Linked DNA regions of Mus musculus: regions 1 and 2 are each linked to region 3. The links are chromatin loops, found by intact Hi-C in ENCODE. Cell type or tissue: heart. All regions are shown on one strand. Each heading gives the region's core, and the rest is flanking DNA. Links, peaks and the distances in the headings are about the cores only.

The links. Peaks named below come from ENCODE experiments on the same cell type or tissue, not always from the same donor. Only the 100,000 strongest peaks of a DNase experiment are listed, where the experiment ranks them.
Region 1: it touches region 3 in a loop (3.0-fold over the local background); 14 of 42 quality-filtered maps call a loop at or near these places.
Region 2: it touches region 3 in a loop (2.5-fold over the local background); 4 of 42 quality-filtered maps call a loop at or near these places.

What each region holds. Positions count from the first base shown.
Region 1 is chrX:36,907,925-36,915,935 of GRCm38, reverse strand. Septin6 (septin 6) reads left to right here. Exons shown (of 10, transcript NM_019942.5): 10 at 2,682-4,664. The coding sequence ends at 2,691. It overlaps Gm15008 (predicted gene 15008), which reads right to left and starts at 5,102. Exons shown (of 4, transcript NR_045917.1): 1 at 5,047-5,102; 2 at 4,840-4,935; 3 at 4,328-4,381; 4 at 3,951-4,204. In heart, for the core only: a CTCF peak has its summit at 4,298 (motif pointing right); no DNase peak of the experiment used is centred there.
Region 2 is chrX:36,971,321-36,979,331 of GRCm38, reverse strand. It overlaps Septin6 (septin 6), which reads left to right. Exons shown (of 10, transcript NM_019942.5): 2 at 4,155-4,269. Among named protein-coding and RNA genes, the nearest start is that of Septin6, 14 kb to the left of the region's middle. In heart, for the core only: no CTCF peak of the experiment used is centred there; a DNase peak (open chromatin) is centred at 4,241.
Region 3 is chrX:37,018,154-37,026,164 of GRCm38, reverse strand. No RefSeq gene overlaps it. Among named protein-coding and RNA genes, the nearest start is that of Sowahd, 27 kb to the left of the region's middle. In heart, for the core only: a CTCF peak has its summit at 3,265 (motif pointing right); a DNase peak (open chromatin) is centred at 2,304; H3K27me3 peaks cover 598 bases.

The sequences.
Region 1 (8,011 bases), core at 1,420-6,419, 110 kb after region 3:
TATACAAAACACAATTGCTGGAACAGATAGTGTATATTCCCCCTCTCTAATTCTAGGGACCCCCACAGATACAGAAGGGAAAATAAACTGGAATGTTATCACCAGCCTAGAGTCTTGATTCATAGGCTTCTAAAATTCTCCTTGGGGGTTTCAGCATGCCATTGGTCAATTCTTGCCATCCCAATGAAGTGGAATAGCAAGAATAATAATAATCCAAGTAGCTGATCAAAGAATCCAGGCGTGGGGTTGTCTAGTGTTCTAGTCTCCCTGATGAATGTAATGGTAGGGTGAACCTGCATTTGCACAAGTGACACTTGAAAGAGGGAAGAAAAGAGGCATTGTCACTTGAAAGGTCATTTACTTTGGTCTAAGGATTTGATATTTTTAAAAATATGGTAGTTTTAAGTTTTATAATGGGTCCCGCCTGATTGTGGCTTTTGGAAACCCTTTGAAGTACAGAGCCTTCCACCGTCAGGGCCAGGAGGCAGAGTATGGCTTTTGGCGTTTGGCTAGTGACAGAGCAACAGCTAGAGGCGACCTGGCAATGATCTGTGGCTAATATGGCGTCTCTCTGCCCTTCCTTTGCAGTAACCCATGGCTGTGTATTGAATAGTATGGCCCGCTACAGCTGGACTGGACTCCACTTAGCCTTTTAAGCGAAGGTTCTTATTTTAACTGACAACTTTTTTTAAAAAATATGGTGCCAGACAGCTGGGCCCTCCACCCCTGCTCTGGTACTTCAAGCATTTTGTTTTTGTTTTTGTTTTTGAGTTCTGCAACTTGCTTCTGCCTCCCAGTCCCACTGGCATGGACCCTGACTTCTTTTATCTTGTTATAAAGGTGGCTGTATGATCACTACCTCTAAAAAAATGCAATAAATAAATTTGCAGGCCTTCTGAACTGTTACAAAAGGGCAGGGGCCATTGTCTACAATCATAGTTAATAACTTGAACCTAAGACTAAGCCCAAAGCAGAACTTGTTAAAGCAAGCAAGACAATGTGCGCACTTTCTCTTTTCTTGTTGGCAAAGAGAGAAGGCGGTTTTGATCTGTACTGGCCAATGGCCAGAGGCAAGGACCAGGTGACAAAGTGAAAGCCTGAGCTAGTCCTTCAGAAAAACCAACTGGAAGTGGAGAATTGCAGGAAACCCTATGCCTAGAGGCGAAACAAAATGAAGCCAGCCACCTCGGGAACAGAAAGCCCTAAAGCAAAATCTCCAAGTATCTCAGATACACTCAGTAATCAGGAGAGCCAGGCTACTGAGTGAAGGCTGTCTGGGTCTCCTAGAGAAAGGCCCCTTATTTGTACCCATGGAGTTCTGTTTGTTTTTAAAAAAACAAGTTCTTACTATGTAGCCCTGGCTAGCCTTGAAATCACAAAACAGACCAGGCTGGCCTGAAATTCACAGAGATTTGCCTGCTGGTATTTTGCACTGGCATTAAAGGCAAACACCACCACACCCAGCTGCCTTAGGGGGGTTAATCCACCTTCCCAGACTGCCTGCCAGCCTGAAAGTACCACCTTCCTTAAAAAGTACTTGTATTTTTAAACGAGGCCTTTCATTTGCATCTGTATATACACTCCCTACTTGAGCCTGGAGGATTTCAGAATACTTCACAAGTATTTGAGCTACACAACCCTCTAAAAGCAAGCAAAAACTGTATATAAAGTGAGGAGCTTTTTGATCAGCATGGCTGATATACCCCACCCCATGCTATAGGAGGATAGTGACACGTAGAGAAACGAAGGGACTCATCCAAGGTCCCAGCGCTATTCCTTGGCAAGCAAAATTTCCAATTTCCTGTCTCTGGGTTCCTAATCCTTTTCACCAAGCAACCCAAGTATTTATGGTTTTTTCTGGAGACAAGATTTTTTTCTTTTTTTTTTATGTTCAGAGAAACCAGTGTTAGATGACTCTTGAGGGTTTTTATGTAGAAAAATAGGATAGGGTGGGTAGGCACAGGTGAAGAGAAAGCTCCAGGCCAGCTGCCATGATGCTGGATGATCAGTTAGCTGTAAGTCTGTAAGTCAAAACAGAAAATCAGATCCTGTAAGTCTGAACCAGGACCAGGCCAGTGTACATTTCACTGGTGCACTGTGTAATCAGGGAACTCAGGTAGATATAAAAAGCAATGGTACCTATTAAAAGATGATGCTAAATTTCATTGAGAAGTTCTCACTGTAAATGAGACAAACTTTTGTCTGTCTTCACTTGAAAGTCTTTAATTAGTACAATTGTTACTATTTTTTTAAAAAATTACTCTAAGTTCCCTGTTTACTTCTGGCAAAACAAAAAACACTCATTAGAGAAATGGTCTGTGCTTTTCCAGACTGGAATGGAATGGCTTCCTGAAACACACACACACACCCCATTTCTCTTAAGCCAAGAAGTCTGCTTTCTCCACCTGGTTTGGATTTTTTAAAAATCATTTGGCATTCACGTTTGGCTGTTAATATGTGCTTATTTTTAAATTAAAGCAAGATGCAATTAAACGTGTGTGTGGTGTTCTTCAAACCTTCTCTATAGATTTCCTGTGCTGATGGCCCATCGTGACCTGTTCCTGTCTTCTCAGCAGTTAATCTGTACTACCTTCCACTGTCCACCCCCCTTGCATGTCACTTTGAATGTCCTTTCTCCTTGGCTAATTTCGTGTTTTCTCTCTCTTTCTCTCTCTCTCCAGCTTTTTTTAACCTTGTCTTCAGCAGCTGTACTAAGTCTAAAGGAGAAGACTGCCATTATAGAAGAGTTAGTTAGGGCTCCATACTGTCTCAAGCAAGAAACCAACCAATCCCCCTCCCCTGCAACTGCGCACATATACACCACACTCAACAAGTGTACATGTGTCCCTGTGTCCAGGCAAGAAGCTCTCTTCTGACTTACATGGTGTTTCACATGGAATTGTCTTGTCCCAAACTCACAAGGCAGGAAAAGAATCATCAGAGCTGGAAATGGACCAAATGTAACCTCAGAGAGACAACAACAGGACCACTCACCCAGGTGTTGTTAAGTGACTGTGGCAGACCTCAGCTGTGGTGTGGAAGTGCTGTTCACCAGGTTTTGAGTGTTACGTTGTTTTTCTTAAAACGATTCTCTGGTTCAGTGGGTTGACTGTCTTCAGACACTATTAAGCTGATTTTGAATATGGAAGAGAAAGTTGAGTGGCATTTGCACCTTCAGCATTCACAGACTTTCTGCAGACCCCAGCAAGGTGGGGAGAAATGGAACAATTACCATTCAGCTGGAGAAAGACATGAGGGCGGGGGGAACTTAAGCTTAGTTGAGAACAAAGTTTCTCCACACAAACTTCCAAGGGGCTTTGCAGGTTTCGCAAGAGGTTTCTATTCAACTTGGTATCTTGAAGGAGAGCTTTGATGGCGGTACATCTGCCTTGAAATCATTGGCTTTCCTTACTCTCTGAATACCATGTGAATGTGCTCATTCCTATCTGTCCACACCACAGACACCAACATTCTGCTGTCTCGTCTCTTGAGAGAGCCTCTTTGCATGTTTTCCAGAATCTCCGTTTGTTTTTCCTTTCTTCTCTGTGGTTCTTTTTGCTCAAAGGTGTGATCAGTCACTGCTCCTCCGGGGCTTCCATTCTCCAGAAGATACATCCCGGAACCAGCACTGTTTAGCTCATTATCTTTCTAATGTCCATGTCAATTTTCAATAAAATTCAAAGAAATGCTCAGTGGCTCCATGATCTGCTCCCATCAGTTGGTGGCATGGGTCACGGCAATTTGCTTTAGGAATGGGTGGCCACCTCCCAAGTGGATAAATTGGGAGGCTCAGAGAGCTGCCAGGAGCCTACTAAGTCTTCCTCAGTGGACTGGCATGTCCCTTCCCCGTGCCTTTCTTCCTCCTGTCCCTGACATTCCCATGGGACTGGGTGGTATTAGCAGGAAGTCCTCAGCTTTCCCTTTAACTAGCACTGGTTGAACTAGTGTTCGACAGTAGAAGGAGGGTAAAGACAGAAAATGGCATTCCACAGAACAAAAACAAAAACAGCTCTTATTTACTCCTGTGCTGTGAACATTTTCCCAATTTCACTAGTTGAAAGGCATTCTGTAGATACCAAGCCTTGGGTCACTCAGGGATGCCTCCAATCCTCCCGGGCATTGCAATAGGTAAAAGGGAGAGTGGTCAGTTTTCAGAAATCTGCTTGTGAGTGAATTGGGGCTTGCTTCCCTCAGCTTCATTTGCCTGAAGACCAAATGATGAAGAAAGGAAACCTAGAAGCCTCTGCTTGGATACCAGAGCAAATAAAATTGACCAACCTCTACGCAGCTCACACACTAGGGGGCAGCAGAGTGAGACTATACTTACGACGTTGGTGAACACTGATACTGAGAAGGTGTTGGAAAACACAGGATCCATAATCTGTTGGAATAGCGGGAAAGTTGTGTTGTGTTAAGAAAACCACAGGCGGCCTGGTAATACAGTAAGTCGCCTACCGCCAAGCCCAACTATTTGAGTTCGATCCCCAGGACCCACATGGGGGAACGCGAGAACTGATTCCTTGCAAGTTGCTCTCTGACCTCCCAACACGTGCTCCAGCACTTCACCCCTACACGCACTTCATCTCAAGCCCCCAGCCCCCACACACACCAAAAAATAAATAAATAAATAAATAAATAAAAAGAAAGAAAAGAAAAAAGAAAAGAAAAAGAAAGAAAAAAAGAAAGTCAAATGCTGAGTTCAAAGCACTGGGGTTCTGTTTCCAGTGGTAAAAGCAATAAAATCTTAAACCAGGTGTCAAATTCCTATAATCTCAGCATCCAGAAAGCATCGGGAAGAGGATGTCTTCTCTAACCAAACACAGTAAGTCCAATACCAACCTGGGTTATACATCCAGATCCTGTCTCAGTAAACCCGGCGGGTTGGGGGTGGGGCTTCTTGAGAAAAGAATACCAGCAAATCCTTCACAGAGCTAACTGAAAACAACAAACAAAAAGTATGGGGCCATTAGGGTCAGCAAGCTGGCTCAGCAGGAAAAAGTACCTGCCGCCAAGCCTGGTGGCCTGGGTTTGATCCCTGGAACTCACGTGGTAGAAGCAGAGATGGACTCACGCAAGATGTCCTCTGAGTTTAAGTCAAGTGCGTCATGTGGGCACAAACTCGCTAAATAAATACTTTAAAAATCCGTGGGCCGGGCGGTGATGGTGCACGCCTTTAATCCCAGCACTCGGGAGGCAGAGGCAGGCGGATTTCTGAGTTCTAGGCCAGCCTGGTCTACAGAGTGAGTTCCAGGACAGCCAGGGCTACACAGAGAAACCCTGTCTCGAAAAACAAAACAAAATAAAAATAAAAATCCGTGGATAGAACTGAAGAGATGCTCTGTAGGTTAAACCCACTTGCTGTTCTTGCAGAGGATGGGGTTTCTAGCACACAGGCTTGGGGGGGGGGGTTTCACAACTGCCCCTGCACCTCCAGCTCCGTTGATTCTCTCTCCCTCTTCTGGCCTCTGAAGCTGCAGAATTCACAAGCACATACCCACACGCGGACAGATACACATATACATGATTTAAAATAAATCGTTTTTAAAACCCTGTGCATTTACTAAATGGGGTGCTTGGGTTTGGATACCTCCCACTGAGAACCATCTCCATTTTGCATTACTGCTTGCCTTCTTGGCATGGGCTTTAGAATGTCCTTGCCCTAATAGGGAAGGGATGTAGTTCAGTGGGTAGAATTCTTGCCAGGCACTTACAGCCTTGGGTTCAATCCTCTGCACAAAATAGAACCAGATGTGGTGGCACAGTCCTGTAATACAACACTGAGGAGATGGAGACAAAAGGATCAGGAGTTCAAGGGCAGCCTTGGCCACTGTGTAATGTTCTATACTAACTTACATTATGGGTAATAAGGACATTCTCTTCTATAACCATGTCTTAGGGTTTCTATTCCTGCACAAACATCATGACCAAGAAGCAAGTTGGGGAGGAAAGGGTTTATTCAGCTTACACTTCCACATTGCTGTTCATCACCAAGGAAGTCAGGACTGGAACTCAAGCAGGTGAGGAAGCAGGAGCTGATGCAGAGGCCACGAGTGATGTTCTTTACTGGCTTGCTTCCCCTGGCTTGCTCAGCCTGCTCTCTTATAGAACCAAGACTACCAGCCCAGGCATGGTCCCACCCACAAGGTGTCTTGATCACTAATTGAAAAAATGCCTTAGAGTTGAATCTCATGGAGGCATTTCCCCAACTGAAGCTCCTTTCTCTGTGATAACTCCAGCTGTGTCAAGTTGACACAAAACTAGCCAGTACAAACCACAATTGTCAACTTTGGTAACTGACTCATCTCATTATTAAACCACTTTCATCTACCGAATAATTTTCTTTACATAATTTCCCTTAAATGTAGGATTTAGTCTAAAGTCATACATTTTGCCTTGTCTTCTAAATCTTTAATTGGGAACAGAATTTCTTTTCTTTTTATGACATATTTTTTCTAATATTTTATTTTAAAATTGTGTGTGTGTGTGTGTGTGTGTGTGTGTGTGTGTGTGTGTATACAGTGCCCATGGAGGTCAGAAGAGGGTGTTTGAGCCCTTGGAACTGGAGTTAGAGTAGGCTTAAGTGTGCTTGGAATTGAACTCTGATTCTCTCAGAGAATGGTATGCGTTACTTAACCTCTGTGCCATCTTTCCACCCCCAACACTGATCTTTTTAAGGTCCTGCTTTTTGTTTTTGATTTAGGATCCAAGATGTGGGCTGTCAAGATAGCTCATCCATCAGAACTGCTTGTACATAGTCCTAACAACCTGAGTTCGAGTCTCAGATCTTACAAGGTAGCAAGGAGCAAACCAAGTCAGAGTGCTCTTCTGACTCTCATAAATGCACCATGGCACACACACACACACACACACACACACACACACACGCGCGCGCGCGTGCGCGCACAATAACTCAGCAATTCATTTCATTTTGGGTCAAGGCGCTACTTCATTCCTCCACTACATAATTGCTAGGCTTGTTCATTTCCTCTTCCATCAACAAACTTGCTACTAAAACCCTATGTGGAGAAACTAGAAGTCCCCAAATACACCTTGCTCCTTGTCAAAACCCTCCCAGATTTAGCATCTGCTGATAGCTTTTGCCTGAATGGATCTGACAAAACAACTTTCAATTTCAGCTCTCCGTTCACTGCTGCTAGGAAGTGCACAGTGACTGCACAAGAAGCACAAGGCTTTTCTTCCATCTCCTTTATCTACCTAGCATCACTGAGGATTTATGACTTTATATAATAAATGTCAGGGACAGTTAATTTGGGATTTAATTATTTTATTAACTTTCAAACTTAGCATACGGAGTAATGGGCTTCATTACGACATTTTCATGAATCCAAGTCATTACACTTTGTTATCATATATATACATATATATATATATACATATACATGCATACATATATGTAAAACTTCTTTTTTTAAAAAAGATTTATTTATTTATTTTATGTATGTGAGTACACTGCACCTGTTCTCAGACACACCAGAAGAGGGCATCATATCCCATTATAGATGGCTGTGAGCCACCATGTGGATGCTGGGGATTGAAATCAGGACCTCTGGAAGAGCAGTCAGTGCTTTTAACCACCGAGCCATCTCTCCAGCCCCTCTACTTTGTTCTTATTTGTCCCCCACCCGTAACCATCTTTCACACACACACACACACACACACACACACACACACACATTTTTCTCCTGTTGGTTCTTTTCCTCCTCAAGTCCTCTTCCTTCGCCTTTCAAGTCATACTTACTCCATTTCCTGTTCTTTTTCTTCCTTCCTTTGCCCCTCCCTTGAGAATTTCCCCCCTCCCTTCTCATATTCCTCTTTGGATTTTCAAAACACACACACACACACACACACACACACACACACCAATGTTTTCTACTTCATTACTGCTCCTAATGACTTTGGTGCTCAGGTTAGCCAGCTTTAGCCTAATTGTAGGTTCAAGATTATTGCTTTGGATCCATTAGTAAACATTCCTCAAGTGCCTCTGTGGTAA
Region 2 (8,011 bases), core at 1,420-6,419, 47 kb after region 3:
GACTAGATAATTTACATACACAATACCCATACACAGTTGACATTTTTAATGTTTACTATCACTAATAAAATTCAAATTAAAGAATGTGATACCATTTCCCAATGAGTCAGTTCACAGTAGATACAAGTCCATGAAACTTCATGGATACACAGACACACACGCATAATAGTGATGGAAACACACATTGGTATGGCCCTCTAGGCCATGTTAAGTGATGAATCTGTGTATAAAATCTGTAAACCTTTTGATCTGGCAAGATTGCTCAATGGGTAAAGACACCTGTTTTGTTGTCGGACTTGACAACTTGAGTTTGGCCCCCAAGGTCCACATAGAAGGAAAGAATGAACTCTTGTAGATTGTTTTATGATGTCTACATATGCACTGTGGCATGCATGCCACCATAAATATACACAATACACATACACACACATATACATACATACATACATATGTACATAAATGCATGTATATAAAAGAATATGTGAACACTTTGGTCCAATAGTCTTCAATTTTAGGAAATAGAAACATTTGCAACCCTGCAAGAAGACTATTTGTTTGTTATGTTTATGTAGAAAACTTGGAGATACTAAATATTCAGCAGTTAGGAAGAGGTGGCAGATTCCTGCATGGGTTTGTTGTATGGCCAATAAACATAACGATTTGGGGTCTAGAGAGATGGCTCAGTGGCTAAAAGCTCATACCACTCTTCCTGGGGATCTTCAGTTGATTCTCAATACCCATATCAGGTGGCTCACAACTGCTGTAGCTTCAGGTCCAAGGGACTCAATGCCTTCTCTTGTCTTTACAGGCACCTGCACTCATGTGCACATACCTATACTCAGATGATACGAGTGCACACCTTCAAAAATAATATAGGCCTTTTAAGAGACAATGTTCTAAGGAAATGATTTAGAAGTATACTTAAGTACTCAGGAAAACATCTGTACTAAGTGTCAGGGTATTAAGTCAGAGTGTGGAAAGGAGCAGATTATAGTATCCCTATTTTGTTAAAGAAAGGTGTGCTGACTGGCAGGAAATATATAGACATGTTAATCATCTTGGGGGAATGAAAATATAATTTCTGGTGTCTAATACTTTCTGCTGGGTGTGATAGCACAGGCCTCATCTGGGTACTGTGAGGTAGAGGCAGAACGACTGATAGTGTAAGAGCATTCTTTGCAATATCTTAAGTCTGAGACAAGTGAGCTACATAAGACGCTTCCTCAAAATGAAGATTTACCAATCACCTATCACATGCCTATTGTTATCACCCACAGCAGTTTAAAGAGCCCCAAAGAGCAAAAGGAAGAGTAAAGACTTTATTTCACAACAATGGGCTTGAGGAGTTTGGGGTGTTTTGAGTAGGGAGTACCATGAACCATGTAATAGTTAAAAAATATTTATTTTTAGATTTGTTTTATATGGTGGGTGTTTTGCCTGCATGTATGGATGGATACATACAATGTGCATGCCTGGTGCCCTCCGAGGCCGGAAGAAGGTGACAGTTCCCTAGAACTGGAATTAGGAATAGTTGTGAGCCACCATGTTGAGTGCTAAGAACTTAACCTCTGTAAGAACAGTTAAGTCCTCTTAACCACAGAGGTTAACCTTCTGAACCCCACATGCAGGAATTGAAAAGCTCTTTCTACCTACACAATACTTGACTGGATGAAAGAACAAGAGAGTAGGGGCAGGATATGTCTCCAGTGGTGTTGAAGTGACAAGGTGACAGACATGTACACATTTTGAGAAAAAATGCTGGTTAAAGTCAACTAACCTGACTTGAGACTCAAAAGGGGAGAGCCGAGATTGGGAGCATAGCTTAGCCATAGAGCTTAGTAGCATGTAATTACCATGCCCCAGTTATGTGGTGTTGGGGATTGAACCTAGGGCTTTATGCATGTTAGACAAGCATTCTCCCAACAGAACTGCATCCTAGGCCCTATATTTGGTAAGTCTTTCACAGTGGCGTGAGTTTTTAAGGTAAGGCGCTCTTCCTACTACCTGCTATCTTTAGTTTGAGAATTCCTTGGACTTCGGAGCACTTAAACTTTCATAGCGCTGAATTTGGAGGCAGGAGGAGATGATAAAATATGGCTCAGGAAACCTCAACTCTGAATCTGTCCCAATTTTGAGGCCTGCTACGTAGGAGGCTCCCTGGAGAGAGCATATTGGCTCTGAAGTCTCTTCGGTGCTTTGCAGAAAGGCTGAGAACCAACAGTGGTAAACTTCCAGCTTACTGTTTGCTTTAAGCAAAAAAGAAAAGATGGGAAATAGGGTAAGGGAAGTGGAAGGGGGTGAAGTGGGTATAGGATAAGGTAATGTGGATCCCTCGTCTTTGGGTGAACAAGGAAGACATCATCAACCTAACTCAGTGATAGCATATGGCAGTCTGTCAAGTGTGCTCTGTTGGGAGTTTGTATGGAAAGATGTCAGAGGGGAATGAATGTTCCAGATGGTAGTCACCAGCACAAGCTCTTGGAGGATCCAATGGCACTGATGGAGCAGGGACACCCCCCCCCCTTACACACACACACACACACACACACACACACACACACACACACGGTGAAGAGGTTGAGTGGCTGCTCCACCATCACATCACATCCCTTTTGGTGTGACACCTAGCCTAACAGCAGGTCCAGTCAGCATAGGAGCTGCCTGCTGGCACAGCCTGGGATGCTGGTATGGTCCCTCCTGGCACAAACCATGGCCTTTTGGGTTGCTTTAGGCATCCTGGTGGTTACGGAAAGTTTCGTGCAGCCTCACCCCACAGAATCTCTGCCTATTTCCATAGCCCATCATTCTTGTGAAGCTCGTCTGCCTCCAGCTTCCATTCTCCACCCTTCTCCTGACACCCCACCCTCGGCTGTGACCATTGGCAGTAAGCATAGTTTATGAGTACATGCAGGCCCATTTCATCCTTTCCTTTTGGTCCCTTGGAAGTCTGCCTGAGTTTGAGACTCTCCTCATTTTATAAAACCATTAACTATAAGAAGCTTAGGCCCTATGCTTTCCAGGGCTGGGAGTGGCTTGGCTGACCCCTGTGAAGTCAAGGGAACCAGTAGAAAGCTGGAGAAAGCTCCTTCCAAGCTAGAGGGAGCTACAAGTGTTTTACTGCATGGTGGGCCAGTTTTTAGGGTCCAAAGATAACCTCACAGTGCAGTGATAAGGACAGCTACTGTTTGAATGCTTTCCACATGCCAGGCAATATGCTCTGTGTGTGAGGAGTATTGTCCTGTGGAGTCTGCACATTCACTACTTACTCGTGGTTTTGTAATGGGACACTGAGAACTTAACTTGTTAAAGCTTGAGCTGCAAAAGTTGGCCTCTGACTCAGATCTGCCTGATTCAAAAATTCTGCACTTTCAAACCATTTTTACATTGAGTTATTTGTCTGTCTGTCTGTCTGTCTGTCCGTCTGTCTGTTTAGTGGGGGTGGGGGGAACTGGTGTCTCATGAGTGTGGAGATCAGAGGACAACTTGTGGGAGTTGATTCTCCTACCGTGCGAATCCCAGGTTTTGAACTAAAGTCATCAGGCTTGGCAGCAGGCACTTGTACCCTCTGAGCCCTCTTGCCTGCCCAAGCCTGTAAGCTCAACCTCTCTGCTGCGCCACATTTGTAGGTCTCCAAAGTGTCCTAGAGAGAAGGTTCACTGCCTTCTAAGGACTTTAGAATGTTCATTGAATATATGTTCACACATTAATTAAATATATAGCATTACCATAGATATTTATAAACATTGCTGTCCCCCTATCACCTCTGAAATACATCCTGTTGTCTCCTGTGACAGATGTGGAAGGGAACTGAGTCTCAGAGAAGCTCCCCAGCCTCTGAGTGATTGAATTGAGATCTCATCCAAGTTTGGATGAGGGGGATCAACTGCCCACATAGTTGATTCTGTCTAGGACAACAAGTGGTATTTATTACTGAACGTATTGAGTGCTGTACCCAAGCATCCATAATTTCCAAGCTGATGGACCATTTTGCTCTTTAGGTATATGTGTTGCAGGTTGGGGAGGGGTGGCTGAGGAAAGAGATGACACATTAGTCCTTTGTGGCTGTTACTTTCTGGCACAGGATAGAAGTCCAAATGGCTTTTAAGCACGTTTTCATTTTCTCCCTTCCCTCCCTCCCTCCCTCTCCAAATTAGGGCGAAGATTGTCGAACTGTCCCCCTGGCTGGACATGTGGGGTTCGACAGCTTGCCTGACCAGCTGGTGAATAAGTCAGTCAGCCAGGGCTTCTGCTTCAACATCCTGTGCGTGGGTGAGTATTTCCAAGGCAGGAAATTCTATTACAGGATATAGATCCTTAATGGCTAGATGTGGCTTTGCAGGTAATTAGGTTAAATAATGTGTCATCCCCATCTAGTTACATGCTTGCACCCCCAATCCCTCTTCTCTTATCCCTTTGTTTATTTTTGTAAGCATCCAGCGGCAATTACGTCTTTCCCCCCTCTTCCCAGACCAGAATCTGGGGCTGTACCTTGGGGAAAAACAGAGCTTTGTGAGACTCAATGGAAAATTTTGTTAAAGGGGGCTGGCTGGCTCAGTTACTGCTGTCAGCTTCTTTTTGAGCGCAGAAGATAAGAACCAGGACAGAATTAGAAGTTGTGTGTCTCTAGTTTGTCTAAGCTTGCTTGGTACAGTTGGAGCTTAAGTGTAGGCATCACAGAGTTGCATGCAGAGATCATTTATTCCCTAGACTGTATCTGTTCCTAGGCTTTATTTTGTTTTGTTTTAAGACAAGAGTCTCATTGTGTGGGCCTAGGCCGGCATGGAACTCAACAAGTTGCTCAGGCTAGCCTCTAACTCTCAGTCCTTTTACCTTAGCCTCCCAGGCCCTGGGATACCTATGTGGGGAGACATAGTGATTTGAGCCCACTTGGTGTGCTAATCGTAGCACAAGAAGAGTTCAATAATATTTCCGAAGTGAATGAATAAGTTAAGTCTGAAGGAAGCCCCTACTATGCCTCTCAACACTTTCTCACAGAAGTGGTTTTGGCCCCCAGTCTGCAAAGTGAAGCTCAGAAGTAATAGTCTTAGGCTCATGGAGAAGACAGCTGAGAAGGACAAAGGGATTGACTTGAGGCAACATGGAAAAATGGCAGAGCCAACATACACTGGAGATGCAGGTCTGACTGACCTGTTGTCCTTCTCTTTGTCTCCAACCACTGCCAGCGATGTCCCTTGAGACCATGAAAGCACTTTAGAAACCATTGAGTACCATCAAACAAACGTGGACAATGGTACCTTGTCATTCTTTAAGAACATGTTTTGAAACCTTAAAAGTCCCAAATTTACAAACACAGTGCTAACTTATAATTTTCACCCCACAGTGCAAGAACATATACCTGTGTATTTTTAGTGACCCGCTTCCAAACCTTAATGGTTACATAAATGCCATAATAAAGCCAATTTTCACACTGGCTAGAACACTTACACACTGTTGATAATTTCCTGTTCTTATTTTTGTATAAAGCATATGGAGAACTCATTCACATCATAGATTCAAGCTACCACTGACTTAGGTACTTTGGTGGTTTAATGTATTGAAAAAAAAATCTAGTGGTATAGGTCTGTAATCCCAGCACTTAGAAGGCTGAGACAGGAGGATTGTAAATTTGAGTGTAATCTGGGTTGCATGATGAGACCTTGTCTCAACTAACTAATTAACTAGCTAACTAAATACTAATCTTTGAATTTTTTTTGAAGTCATTCATTTTCCTCTGATTTTTTTCTTCTTCTCCATTTCCAGTACTCTTTACCAGGTCCTCTTCTGTAGGGAATTCACTGTACTTGTAAGGACAAACAGAGCAATAAGGTCACTTCTAAATGTGGATGGCAGGCAGTCAGCTAGGCTCGCTCACTAGCAAAAGTGACTCATTGCCATGTATCAGCTTCAGAAGCTATGAGATAAAAATATGCGCTTCATGGAATTACACATCAGAGGCCTTAGAGTCTGCCTAGAGGTTGCCAAGTCTTTGGATGCTGACAGTCACACTCACAGTCACATTTCAGTGCTAATTGGGATGGGCATACAAAATAAATGCAAGGCAGGGCAACCAGCCTCAAGAACAAATGTCATCACGTCTAATATTGGCACTACCAAGTTTTCTGTTTAACTAACAAGATCAATCTCTGGCTAATGGCCAACTTATTTCACACAATATTTGATGACTGAAATATCCCAGTGCACACACATACCAGCTTCCCTTGGCATCCCTCCCAGAGTGCCGTATGACCTGTGCTGAAGTTGAGATGAAAGCAAACTGACAGCCCCCCTGCCCCCCCCCCACCCGTGAGCAACCTTTCAACCTCCAGCAAAAGACTGACCTGGTAAAAAGCCCTGTGAGTCAGAATGGGACCTTATGTCCAAGTATAGGGAAATTTGTAATCTGAGTCTGATTCCCCAGGGCCCCCAAGATGAGGCAGCCAACACCAAGACAAGCTGATGGGGTAAACAATCAACTCATATTCCCACCAGGGTATTGCTCATCCACAGCACTTCAGCATTCACCTGATGACAACAGCCTGGGGCAGACTCTCATCCCCAAGAAGTCATATATCTTTTCTTTCCTTTTCTACTTGTCAGGTTTCAGGAAATGGCTCTCTTCCTATACTGTCCCCAGATAGGACAATTAGATAAACCAATCCCTGTACTGGATCCAAAAATGCTTATAGTGCATGCAGCCCACTCTCTTACTGTATTCATGACCTTGCCATTGTTCAGAGAACCCTCAGCTTGCATCAAGGTCACATGTAACTCTCAGACTGCCATCTCAAACCAGCCATAACGCTAGGAACTGTCAATGACTTGGCAGAGAGTCCACAGTGAAGTTGCTGATCTTTGCTCCCCGGGAATTTTGGTGACTGTATTCTTATGCCTTGTACCTGTATGTGACCATTAAATTTGCCTCCTTGATAACTATAAAATGGTTCTGTTTGGTCACAGAAATTGTTCACCCAAAGTATTTTTAGTGTCAAATTATGGTATTGCTAACCTTGATTATTCACAGTCAGCTAGGATAGTTTGTTTGCGCATTGTTGTTTATTTAATGTTGCCCTACTGCTGTTATGCCCATACCTAGCAGAATAAGTATTATACATTTATTATGCCTGTGTGCATTTGTGTTTGGTGAGACTGAAAGGAGGGAAAGAGAATGTTTATGAATTCAGAGCCTAATTTATAGTGCAATAAATTGACTGTACCAATAATTGCTCTCCATGATTATTATGATTTTCAGCTAAGCACATAGACATAAGCATATTATGACTTCAGTCTGATATAATCTCTAGGGTTGACAGTAATTACCTAGTAAGGTGAGATTCCCCACTTCTCTACCCCATCAAAAAAATCATATCCCAATCCCTTAGCTTTGGAAACTTGAGGATCCCATAGCTGTAAACATTCATGTAGCAGGCCTCAAAAAAAAACAAACAAACAAAAAAAACAAAAAACAAAAAACCAACCTGAGCTAGCAGTACCAATGTTCTGAGGCCCAGGGCTTTGTAGTGCTGGGAAAGAGCCCTAAAAGAGACTTGCCCATCCGAATGTGCTGGCAGCACTAATGGCCACGAGGAGCACAAAGGCTCAGAACGATAATATTTACTTTGAAGCTGCTCAAGATTCCAGGCTCAACTGGGCTCTGTTGAACTTGGAAAACACACACAGGACAAGCAGGATTGCAGCTTTCTTGCAGGAGGTGTGCAAAGGGCAGCTAGTATTCTATGAAGGTCAGGTGCTAACCTTTCCATCCCCGTGCCTCTGGGAAACACAGTTGTTAGCATAAGGCGGCCACAGGGTTTGGTCACTGGCTAGCAAGGCATCATGGGAGAAAACAGGTTTGTAGCAGCCATTGATTTCCATGGTGTCATTACTTCCATCACATAGGCTTGGGAAGAGGTGCAGGAAGCTGCCTGTGCTGGCTGAAACACACCACAGTCTGCCTCGCCTCTGCAAGAACAGGAAAGAGAAAGGACAAGGTCGCACAGCCAGGCATGGCCTT
Region 3 (8,011 bases), core at 945-5,944:
GACCTTGGATCTGATAGTGTTAGAGCTACAGGAGGTTGAGTCTCCTGATGTGGGTGTTAGGAACCAAATGCTGGTCCTCTGAAAGAGCAGCAAATGTACTTAGCTGCTGAGCCATCTCTTCAGTCCCCAGGGCTATTTTATGTCCAACCTATAGCATAAGTTTTCTGAAGCAAGTGGCTGCTATGGAAACGGTAGGTTCATCTCCCTGGAGATATTCAAGTAGCTGCTGGACTAGAATTTTCTTGGAAGCTTCAGGGAGGAATTCCTGTACACAGAAGATTGTTGGAACACGTATGAAGGATTTGTTTTGTTGCTATGACAAACATGTGACAGAAGCAGCTCAAAAAACGGCTAAGTTGTCTCACAGTTTGATGGTACAGGCCTCCATGACAGGAAAGGCAAGACAACAGGAGCTTGTGGCAGCTGGTCACATTGTGCCCACAGTCAGGAATCTGAAAGAAGAGTGCTGGCGGTGTTCGGTCCCTTTCTCTTTTTATTCAGTCCAGGGGCCAAGAGTTGTTGAACAAAATGAGGGTGTGTGTCCCCATCTCAGCTAACCTAATCTAGATCCTCCATTATAACATGCCCAGAGAGGCTTGGCTCCTAGGTGATTCTAGACTCTGTCAAGTTGATAATATGAACCATCACAGAGGGTCACTTCTAAGGGCTCCTGTAACCCTTAGGGTAGAAGATTCTACACTGTGTTTCTGTAAATTCTGCAAATAAATTGTGCACCCACTATTTCTGTCTTTGACCTACACAAAGACCTTATTTTTTTTTAAAATAGTTATCTGATTTTTAAAAAAATTATTTATGTGCATGTGTGCATCTGTAAGACTACACCACATGTGTGTGGATGCCCATGGAAGCCAGAAGAGGGTATCAAAACCCCCTAGATCTGGAACTACAGGAAGTTGTGAGCCATCTGTTATGGGTTCTGGGAACTGATCTCAGATCTAGAAGAGCAAGCCCATGTTCTTAACCACTGAGCCATCTCCCCAGCCCCAAAGTTGTTCTTTCATGGTTTTAGAATTTTATACACCCACTTCTGTCTCAGTTCGGGTTTTACTGCTGTGAACAGACACCATGACCAAGGCAAGTCTTATAAAGGACAACATTTAATTGGAGCTGGCTTATAGGGCCAGAGGTTCAGTCCATTATCATCAAGGCATGGCACCAGCATGGCATCATCCAGGCAGGCATGGTGCAGGCAGAGCTGAAAGTTCTCCATCTTCTTCTGAGGGCTGCTAGCAGAATACTGACTTCCAGGCAGCTAGGATGAGATCTTAAAGCACATGCCTACAGTGACACACCTACTCCACAGGGCCACACCTTCTAATAGTGCCACTCCCAGGGCTGAGCATATACACACCATCACAACATGTGTTTTGATCAAACCTATCTTCCTAATCCCATCCCCCAATTCTTTCCTACTCACCCCAAGTGTTTTTAAATGACATGTCTCCAATCAGCTCACGGTCATAGTATTGTAGTTTCTTTAGATCTTAGCTTGCCCTCCTACCCATTCCTGCCACTCAGCCCCACTAGTCTCCATCAGAAGCTTTAGCTGCCACCCTGACAGAGGTTCAAGCAGACAGCTGCTGTGCTTGGCCATGCTCCACCCTCTGCGTTTGTCTACTCTGCCAGCACCTGGACAGACAGTCCTAATTCTTTTCAGGGCAGCCCTTGCCAGTGGATGCTGTCTCTCCCGGCACCACTGTCTTTAGAATTTTCTCCCAGTAGGAGAAACAGCTAGGCAAGCTCTACCTCTTTTCTCCTTCCTTCTAAGATTCCAACGGCAAACTAAAGTTCCATTCCACAAAATTTCTCTTTAGGAACCAATGGGTCTATTTGGCTCACTCATAGAACGTGGGTGAGGGGTTATGGACAAGAGCATGAGGGTGAGCCTAAAACAGCCTCGCTGGAAGGTCTGCACCCAGCAGGGATGATGACTCCCCCCATGGCTGCTTACAGAGAGCTTCCTGCTCCTAGTCCAATTCAGCCTATATCCTTTAGCACCTCCCTGAGACTCCCCCGCCCCCAAGGCCACATGCATACAGCTGGTTGGACACTCAAGTGAGGGGCCCATGACCTCAAGTCCGGCTGTGATGTTCTTTTGCAAACACATATAGCTGGTCTTCTGAAGATGGCAGCAGTTTGGCTCAGAGAATGGTGCGGGGATAACAACCTCTGTTCTCTGGGGCATCAGCCGGCAGCTTGTCCACCCCAGTGTCCCGTGGAATCCCTCATGGAATACTTGGCTCCAAGTGGGGTTTCTCCAAGAGCATAGCTGGCTGCCAGCTGGCCAGCTCTGCAGTCACTATGGAAGGGAGCTGCCAAGGACTTGCCTTGACCACTAGTGCTGAAGCACAGCCCCTGCTCCCCAGGGGAGACCCCGATTTCCTCCTCTCCTTGGGTGTTAAAATATGGCTGGAATGGGTGGCTGTGGTGCAGTGGGGCGGGACCTTGAATTTGGAGTCCAGGGTCGCCATTCATCAACTGTGGGAGCATCCATTTTCCTGTCTGAAAACTAGACAATGAAGATGACCCCTCTCTTGCTTCAGAAGCTACCTGAGAACATCCGTTTGGTTAGGTGGACAGCAGCTGGTACAGGGTGGCAGCATTTCAGCTAAGTTCCAAATTGCAGATTTAATTTTTCGGGAACAGATAACAGTCACTATTAATTCGCTGAAGTGTTCAAGTTCACTCAAAGGAATGTCCCTTCTTTTCTGGTTTCTGCCTCCCCTCCTACCCACAGAACACTGCTGTTCTCCCCTTCCTCTCTCTAGTGGGAATCGCAGCCAAGCTCTCCCTTGTGCTAGGCAAGTGCACTATCACTGACCAAGAGCCATAACCCTATTTCCCCTCTTTAAAAACCACGACCCAGCTAGGCATGCACACGACTATGAGCCCAACACTCAGGAAGCCGAAGCAGGAACTGTCTCAGGGCCTTTGTACCTGCACTTTCCCTTCCATGATATTCTCCACTCTTTTGTGAGATTCACTTCCTCACTTTGTTCTGTCCTGGTCAAATGCTACCTGGTCAGGAGGACCCTGCAGAAAATAACATACCTGGTGCCCATCCATTCCCATCACCAGCTTTGTTTGTACTCACAGATGTCACCCCTACCACCTAACACCACACATAATATATCCATGTGGCCCCAAAAAATGGAATTTAGGGAACACTTTTTCTGAAGATAACAACAAAGATGTTATTTTGTTCTTTAACGAATGGGAACCCAGAGGCAGGTGCATGGTTTGGCCACAAGGGGGCAGCAAAACTCCCTACTCAGGAAAGCTAAGAGGCCTTGCGTTGAAAGCTAGTAAAGAGGGCATCTTAACCATTGCAGCAAATGGGGATCAACCAGCAGATCTTTAAATAATTGGCTAACACCCACCCCAAGGTCAACGTATGGAAACAGGAGTATAGTTTAAACCTCAGCTCAACTATTAACTATATGTTCTTGGTTCAGTTATGACCTATTTGACCCCTAATTCTTTCATCCATAAACTAGGACAGGGATACTTGCTTCCCTAGTAAACAAGTATAGCTTTGTATAGCTGTCTTGACAGTGAATCTGAATGATTAAAATAATAGGTGAGGCTGTCAAGATGTCAGTAGTTAAGGGCACTTGCCACCAAGCCTGACGATGTGAGTTCAATTCCTATGATGCTCATGGTGGAAAAAGAAAATGACATCTGCATGCCGTTCTATGTTCTTTACCTTTGCACCATGGCATAGACACAGACACACACAGACACACACACCCACACACCCATCCACACACACACAATCAATAAATCAATCAATCAAAATGTAATAAAGATAAAATAATGGGTAAATTCTCATATTCATAACCAAATATTATTATGATAATAATGATCTGGTACTGAATACTTGTTAAGTCCCAGAGACCTTGAGTCATAAACATGATCAAGCAAAGAATGACTAAAGGTTAAATGAGAGGTGAAATGAGAGGTGAGAATGTAGATGGCATTGTAGGCTCAGATTTGTTAAAACCTACTTTAATAAGGGTTCTTAAACACTTTGACCTCCATTTTAGTCCACTAACCAAAGGTAACAGAGAAAGATGGTTAATAGGACAAGGGGATTATGGACCTGTTTAGAAGTAGTTCTTTGGGGGCAATTCCAATCTTTGTTGTCAGGGCATCAGCAGTCCACTCTAATAGCAAACACCAAACATGAATCAGCAGTGGTGACACGATCCAGCAGAGAGCACTAGGATCTGATGAATCTGCACTGGTCAGTGGAAGCAGCAAGAATCAGCTGGAATACCAGGAAAGGTTCTTTGGTGTGTTTTTGTCTACAAAGTGAAGACCAGCAAAGACCAGCAAAGTATTGCACGGATATCAAAGACCAGCCAAGGGTTGCATGGCATAGCAATGCAAGAGTGTCCTCTCACTGTCTGCGGGGCTTATATTTATATTCTTTCTAAACATCACACACCCGCTCAAGGGTCTGCTCCAGCAAAGCATCATATGCCCTCTCAAGTGGCTGCTTTGACAAAACATCCTCTCATAGGACAGCGTCCAGGAAAACATCACGTGACATAACTGAGCTTTCAAAGAAACCAGAAATTTCTCCTTCATGCCATACCCAAGGCCACATTTTTTTTCAACAACAGCATCCAATAGCCAGCAAGCACTTAATGTACACCAGGCACTTATTGCTGTAAGCACTTTGTGTGGCATATCTTACTTCCTACAATGATCCTATACCATAGGTACTCCTAGTGTACCCATTTGACAGAACAAAAAGCCATGGGGCAAGGATGTGGTTAAATGAGAGCCGAGACACAGATGGGGGTATACTTAGAGATAGGACATGTGCTCAAGATCCTGGGCTCTATCTCCAGCAGACAAAAAAAAAAAAAAAAAAAAAAAGGAGAAAGAGAAAGAAAAGGAAGAGAGGGAAGGAAGAAGGGGGGGATAAGGAAGAAGTTCAGCACAAGACTGGGCTTCAATAGTGAACTTGACGTCAGCCTGAAGTACATGATCCTCCTCTGTCCCTAAAGCAAGCCAAGCCAAGCTGTAACAATCAAGTCTGTGAGTTCTAACCGCCATGCTATCTAGCAGAGATAGGATTTAAATTGAGCTCCAGTTAACCTGGTGGTGCTAAAATTCCAGCACTTGGGAGGCAGAGAGGCAGGTGGAGTTCAAGGCCAGCCAGGTCTACAGAGCAAGTTTCAGGACAGAAAAACCCCATCTCAAAAGATGAGAAAAACAAACAAACAAACAAACAAAAAACCAAAACAAAAATTGAGCTCTCGGTGAGGAAAAGTACAAGCTTTGCTGGCCAGCCTACTTCATATCCTGGGGGACTCTCATGCAGAGAACCATCCCAGCCCTGGAGCTCATGGCGCCTGTTCCAGCCACTGCCTTTTCCTCCTGTGTAGGTCTCCTGAACTTACTGCCTCCATCATTCCCGGATCACTTCTGCCTCCACCTAGTCCAGCCTAGCTATAATCAACAACCAACGGGGAATGAATGCCCCCCCCCATGCGCCAAACTTGATAGTTATTTTTCAGTCCTCCCCCGTTTCTCTCTCTGGCAGCATCTCATTCTGCAACTTAGACTGGCCTTAGACTCATGGAAATCCTTCTGATTCAGCTTCCCATTTTTAAAAATTCAAATTTATCTTTAATTGATACATAGAGACATTAAAATTACAAAACCACGTGTGGTGGAGGACATTTTTCATCCCAGTACTCGGGAGGCAGAGGTAGGCAGATCTCTGTGAGTTTGAGGCTAACCTGGTTTACAAAGCAAGTTTCACAACAGCTGGAGCTAGTTACATTGTGTCAACAAACAAACAAGTCTATATATCAGTGGTATGCCATGCACTTTTATTAACCCATTCATATTTTATTAGCATATATTAATTACACATAATAATTTCATTATGACTTTTTGCTTTTATGAGACAAAGGGTCTGTATATCCTTTGGAGGGTTGAATGACCTTTTAGATATCCTGCATATCACATATTTGCATTATGAGTCATATCAGTAGCAAAATTACAGTTGTGAAGGAACAAGGAAAATAATTTTATGATTGAAGGGGATCACCACAACATGAAGTAGCAATGAAAATAATCTTATGGCTGGGGGTCCCTGCAACATGAGGAACTGTATTAAAGGGTCTCAGCATTAGGAAGGTTGAGAACCATGGTTCTACATAGCCCTGGCCGTCCAGGAGTTCACTATGTAGTGAGGCTCTCATCCCAAGTGCTGGAGTTAAAGGTGTGTGCTACCACTGCCTGGCTGTGCAATTTTTTTGAGTTATCACTTCTATTCTATGATAGCTAGTGAACCTAAGTACTGAAATAGACCGAGAAGCACATCTATAAATAGTGTTAACCCAAATTTTTTTTGTGTTTTTTTTAAAGATTTATTTATGTTGTGTATGAGTGTTTTGCCTGCCTGTATGTATATGCATCATGTTTGTGCCTGGCACCCTCAGGGGTCAGAAGAGGGTGCTCAGATCCCTAAGACCTGGAGCTGTGGATGGTTGTGAGTTGTGCTGTTAATTGATCCAGGCCCTCTGTCAAAGCAACAAGTGCTCCTGAGCATGAAGTCCTCTCTCTAGCCCTTGTTTTGTGGTTTTTGAGACACTGTTTAGCCATGTAGCCCAGGCAGGCCTCGAATTTACTGTTCTCCTGTCTCATCCTCCCAAGGTATGTGCTACCACACCCACTTTGTGTAATGTTTAAATCAGGATAAACAAGCCCATCTCAAATGTCTATCATTTATTTATGGTGAAAATATTTAATATTCTTTCTAAACTTTTTTTAAAAAAATTATTTATTTATCTATTTATCTATCTAATTATTTATTTATTTAACTTACGAGTGTTCTGCTGCATGTTCACCTGCCTGCCAGTAGAGGGCATCAAATCCCCTTATAGACAGTTGTGAGCCACCATGTGGTTGCTGAGAATTGAATTCAGGACCTTGGAAGAGCAGCCAGTGCTCTTAACCACTGAGGCATCGTATCTTTTTCTCACTTTTAAAAACTGTACCATATATTGTTGTTATCTACAGTTGCCCTACTGTGTAATAGCGCACCAGAAAGTCTCCTCCTTTCTATAACTTGTTCCCTTCTAAACAGTCTCATACCTCAGACTGGCCTGTAACTTACTATAAAAGCTCAGAGTTCCCTACAAGTCTGTCTTCCTGCTTCTTCCTTCAACCCTCCCCCAGGGCTGGGATTGACATGTGCTACCAAAGCAGCCAGTCTACCTGTTGTTTAGTATTCACTGACCAACCCTTCTTTGTCCTCATTGTAGTCAATACCATTCGCATCTTCTTTTTGAGACAGGGCATCTCTTTATAGTCCAGGTTGGCCTGGAACTTCTGCTAATCTTGCCTCAGCCCTCCACATGCAGGGATTACAGGCCTGAACCGCCACACCTGACTTATTGATCAGTTGCCGCCCGTCCTTCTGCCTTCCCCTTTGGCTTCTGGTGAACATCATTCAACCCCACCTTTCAACTTGTATGAGATCAACTCTTACATATACTACATGTGATGAGTGAGATGATCCACCACTTAACATAATGACCTCCAGTCTCACGTGGCACGGTTTCTTTCTTATGGTCGAATAGGATTCTATTGTGCATATGTGCCACGTCGACTTTACCAGCTCATCAGTTGATGGTTATAGGTGCGTTCTGTTTCTTGCTTCCTGTGGCCAGTGCTGAGATGAACACACAAGTGCAGAGTGCAGATGTCTCCTGACCATACTGATCTCATTTCCTCTTGGGACATGCCCACCAGTGAGACAGCTGAATCTTCTGGTGGTTCTACTTTGATGCTTTTGAGGAGCCTGTTAGGTTTATGCTGTTTTCCATAATGGTGATCTAATTTCCATTCCCAGCGGTGTATGAGGGTTTCCCCTTGCCTCCTGATCCTGATTACAGTTGTGAGTTCGTGGATCTGCCGACTTTGTTAGCAACTGACTTCTGCTAATCTGCAAGCTGTCTCAGGC